2 separate regions of the Homo sapiens genome follow, and region 2 is linked to region 1. A link is an interaction called in ENCODE POLR2A ChIA-PET data of the cell type or tissue named here. Cell type or tissue: CD4-positive, alpha-beta T cell. All regions are shown on one strand.

Region 1 (2,500 bases):
TAAACTGTGTGCAGGCCATACAATCCATGTTTGTGGAAGTATTCAGGCCATTGGGCTGTCTAGCGTCCTCTGCATTAGACACTTCTCCATTCATTATAATTAAGGCATACCCGAGGAAAGCAGAGGAATGCTTTTTGAATGACAGAACATCAACATGGGGTAGATGAAAGAACTTTGCACTAAGTTTCAGAAAACCTTGCTTTCAGTGTAGGCACTGCCATTTAGTATTAGCTGGGTGAACTCTCTGAGCTTCTGTTTATTCATTTGTAAAATGCAGTTTCATGAACTACCCTGTCCAATTCACTGAACTGTTATGAATGGCAAATTAGAAAGTAGGTCAAAGCACATAATAAACTATAAAGCTCTATATAAATACAAGTAAATGGCTTTAAAAAGAGATCTAATAGGGTGGCCTAAGAATATTTCCTGTCTCTATGTTGAGTCAGTTTCTTCATAAAATGGGAATACAGATTACTTAGTTCATAGGGTTCCTCAAATACATTAAAATTATAAAAACATTTTTTCAAATGTTAAGTGCCATGTAATTATTTGGTAATAAAGTATTTGCCTAGTATAGCCAACTATGAATGAAGCTGCATGTAATAATCCCTAAAAAGCTGAGTGCATTATTGGCTTTCCTAAGGCAATGAGCTATTTATTTATTTATTTATTTATTTTTGACATAGTCTCACTCTGTCACCCAGGCTGAAGTGCAGTGTCATGATCTGGGCTCACTGCAACCTCTGCCTACCCCCGGTGTTCAAGCGATTCTCTTGCCTCAGCCTCCTGAGTAGCTGGGATTACAGGCGCCTGCCATCACGCCTGGCTAATTTTTGTATTTTTAGTAGAGACGGGGTTTCACCATCCTGGCCAGACTCGTCTTGAACTCCTGACCTCGTGATCCACCTGCCTCAGCCTCCCAAAGTGCTGGGATTACAGGCATGAGCCACCGTGCCCGGCCACGGCAATGAGCAATTTAATTAGTTTGGAAAAAGTTATTTCAGGTCTTCGTTTTTTTGCCCCTCTTTTACAATGTTTGTAAGCTTACAATGGATTACAGGCCTGTAACAGACCCAGGTTTATCTGTTCCCTACTGCTAAAGTTTCTGGAGACACTGCTCCTGTCAGCTGGTGATGCAACAATAGGGAAGTGATGGTGGTCAGGTCCAAGAGGCAACTTCCGGAAAAGAAGGTTTTCCTGGCTATGAGTCATAAATTCAGAATCGGGGCAAACAATTCTTCTATCTACTTACTTTCACGTAAAAGTGTTTAATAAAAACACTTCTTGATTACTGTTGTTCTATTTATCCTGGATCATCAAATCATACATGATTCAAAGAATAACAAAGTATCAAAATTTATGAGGAACTGTACTGGATAAAAACTCCGTAACATATACTGTTCTGTAAGATGCTTCATTTTGAGGTTTCATCAAACCACAATTGACCTAGCAAACTCAATAAATCAAGTCTCTCTCACCAGTCTATTTCTCGTAGATTAGGGTGGAGATGAATTAAGTGATGGCAACTTGAAAGATTCAAAAGATTCCAAATTAAAGAAAAAATTATCATTTAAAAGCACATTCTGGGTAAGATCATGGGTAATACTTGCCCCTCTCTGTTTTCCAAACTCTTTAAATGACTCACTGTAAAAAATTATATATTAGTATAAAATCACCATGACATAAAAAAAAATTTTCCCCAATAACATAAGAAAAGAATTCTGGGTGCTGTGGCTCATGCCTGTAATCCCAGCACCTTGGGAGGCCAAGGCAGGCTGATCACTTGAGGTCAGGAATTCGAGACCAGCCTGGCCAACATGGTGAAACCCTGTCTCTACTAAAAATACAAAAATTATCCGGGTATGGTGGCAAACGCCTGTGGTCCCAGCTACTTGGGAGGCTGAAGCAAAAAATCACCTGAACCCAGAAAGCAGAGGTTGCAGTGACCGAGACTGCACCAGCCTGGGTGATGAAGGGGGACTCTGTCTCAACAACAACAACAACAAAAAGTAGGCATACAACACATAAGCCATCGAGCACGCTGGGCACAGTTGCTCATGCTTGTAATCCCAGCACTTTGGCAGGGTGAGGTGGGCAGATCACTTGACCTCAGGTGTTTGAGACCAGCCTGGGCAACATGGTGAAACCCTGTCTCTACAAAAAACACAAAAATTAGCTGAGTGTGGTGGCACATGCCAATAGTCCCAGCTACTCGAGAGGCTGTGTTGGGAGGATCCCCTGAGCCTGGGAGTTTGAGGCTGCAGTGAGCCATCATTGTGCCACTGCACTCCAGCTTGGGTGACAGAGTGAGACCCTGTCTCAAAAAAAAAAAAAAAAAAGCCATCTAGCAGAATGCCACTTCATCCCTAGAAGACCCACTTCCTGGCCCCTCAACTGCTTCTGATATTTCTTTTTACGTTAAAAAAAAATACAGTGTAAGTTATCTTTTAATCAAAACACAGCCTCAGAGGGGAAGACAAAGCCTGTCATTGTTTGTTGT
Region 2 (2,500 bases), 250 kb before region 1:
TTAATGCTGAATGGACTTAGCATGAACACCTGATCAGTAGCGTGCTGCAGCCCAGAACTCCAGGGCTCAAGTGATCCTCCTGCGTAGCTGTGACTATAGGCAGGCACAGGAGTGTTGCTCTTTAATCATTGAAAATGGTAAAACAACAAAAGTGGCAATGTCAGAAAAAGATCAACTCTTTTTTGGAGATTTCCAAACAATTGAGTATTTTCATACTTCTGAAAAGCTTTGCTGTAAAAGTAGTTTTTCTGTTAAGCATTTCCCATTCTTCTTTGGGCATAAAACACTTTTTTTTTTCTAGGAATAATTCCTGCAGACCTGACACATAATTGGAAGTAGATATTGAATGAATGAGTGAGTTGTATGTGAATATTTGCTCAGAGGAATCTCAGTTCATTATCATTTCAGAAATTTGGCACGTAGTGTACTGATGGAGCTAGTCTAAAATAATCTATCCTGGGAGAAATAATTTTGTTTCTATCTGGATAAGTCTACAATAGAGGAATGCTTATTAGCAGTGTTTTGCTGTATTTTGCATACTTGCAGTATTCTTAAGAGTGCAGAAAAAAATAGTTTGAAAGATTCAAAGAGAAAAAAGTGAAAAAAGAAAAGCTGAGTGCATGCATATGTTGAGTACTAGAGATATGTCTTCAGGGTTTCTTTTTGGACCAGATTTCTTGAGATAAAATTTGCATACAATAAAATGCATCTGTTTTAATTTCAATGAGTTTAGACAAATGCATATACTTGTGTGACCACCGCTACACTAGAGGTAGGGAACCCTTCTATCATAGGTTTCTGTTATTTTATTTAATTTTTGGGGGGCCTCACTCTGTCGCCCAGGCTTGAGTGCAGTGGTGTGAGCTCGGCTCATTGCAACCTCCACCTCCCGGGCTCAAGCGATTCTCCCATCTCAGCCTCCTGAGTATCTGGGACCACAGGTGCATGCTACCACACCTGGCTAATTTTTTGTATTTTTGGTAGAGATGGGGTTTCACCATGTCGCCCAGGCTGGTCTTGAACTCCTGAGCTCAAGTGATCTGCATGCCTTGGCCTCCCAAAACGCCGGGATTACAGGTATGAGCCACTGCACCTGGCCCAGGTTCCTGTTTTTATTATCGTGGGCTATAGAGTTTCTTTTTTTTGAGATGGAGTCTGGCTCTGTCGCCCAGGCTGGAGTGCAGTGGCACAATCTCTGCTCACTGCAAGCTCCGCCTCCCGGGTTCACGCCATTCTCCTGCCTCAGCCTCCCGAGTAGCTGGGACTACAGGCGCCTGCCACTATGCCCGGCTAAATTTTTGTATTTTTAGTAGAGACGAGATTTCACTGTGTTAGCCAGGATGGTCTCGATCTCCTGACTTCGTGATCCACCCACCTCGGCCTCCCAAAGTGCTGGGATTACAGGCTTGAGCCACCGCGCCCGGCCCGGAGTTTCATACTTAGCAGGAAAAGGTGCTTTGAACCTTCTAAAATGTGAGGTACTTTCAATATTTTAAAAAATGCTATGGAAATGATTTCAGTGCCATAAGATAACTCTGCATTTCTCTCTTTTAAATCCCACATATTATACAATCCCTCAGCAAATCCTATTGGCTGCCTTCAAAATATATCCAGGATCCAACAACTTGATAGCACTTTCACCACTACCACCTGTTCCAGGCCACCATCTCTCCAGGCTACCATCTCTTATATGGATTATTGTACCAGTCTCTTGCTTGTATCCTGTTCCCTTCCAGGCTTAACACAGTGGCCAGTGATACTGTTAAAATGTGACAAGTCAGAAACTCTTCAAATGATTTTCACCTCATTCAGAGTTAAAACTAAAATGTTTATTTACATTGTGTTACATAGCCCTACACTCTACTCATAATACTCAGTATTTATTTCTGATTTTCTTCATTTATTCTGCTCCAGTCATACTGTTGGCCTTGCTATTCCTCCCTCAAATACACCATTCCTGCTTCAGCCTCTTTGTATTTGTCTTTTCCTTTGCTTGGAAGTCTCTTTCCCCCAGATATGAATAGGGCTTCCTGCCTCTGCCTCTTTTAAATCTTTGTTCTAATCTTCACCTTCTTGGTGAGGCCTAATCGCTGTATTTAAAATAAACTACTCCATAGCTCTCTTCCCTAATTTATTTTTCTACAAAGTACATACCATCTTTCAATGTATTATAATTTATTTTGTTTATCATCTATAGGTAACAGATAAGCTTTGCTTATGATTATGAAAGTTAATTCTCAATCAGTTTCACATGGCAAAACACATAAACCTGTGTTGAAATAAGTAGTTGGTAATCTTTTAGGCTGCTTAAAGTGGACATTAGTATTTATCAAAGATGAGAAATGTTTTCTGATTTTCCATGAGAGACCAATCTTTTTTATTTTTGTTTTGAAATGGAGTCTCGCTCTGTCACCCAGGTTGGAGTGCAGTGGCGCGGTCCCAGCTCACTGCAACCTCTGCCTCCCAGGTTTAAGCAATTCTCCTGCCTCAGTCTCCCGAG

What was found. Peaks named below come from ENCODE experiments on the same cell type or tissue, not always from the same donor. Only the 100,000 strongest peaks of a DNase experiment are listed, where the experiment ranks them.
Region 2: POLR2A ChIA-PET joins it to region 1 with 5 read pairs; 2 of 35 experiments call an interaction of 5 or more read pairs at or near these places.

Annotation. Positions count from the first base shown.
Region 1 is chr14:73,310,393-73,312,892 of GRCh38, forward strand. The region is part of intron 6 of NUMB (NUMB endocytic adaptor protein); the gene reads right to left. Among named protein-coding and RNA genes, the nearest start is that of PAPLN-AS1, 66 kb to the left of the region's middle. In CD4-positive, alpha-beta T cell, no CTCF peak of the experiment used is centred here; a DNase peak (open chromatin) is centred at 1,149.
Region 2 is chr14:73,062,023-73,064,522 of GRCh38, forward strand. The region is part of intron 1 of RBM25 (RNA binding motif protein 25); the gene reads left to right. Among named protein-coding and RNA genes, the nearest start is that of RBM25-AS1, 3.8 kb to the left of the region's middle. In CD4-positive, alpha-beta T cell, no CTCF peak of the experiment used is centred here; no DNase peak of the experiment used is centred here.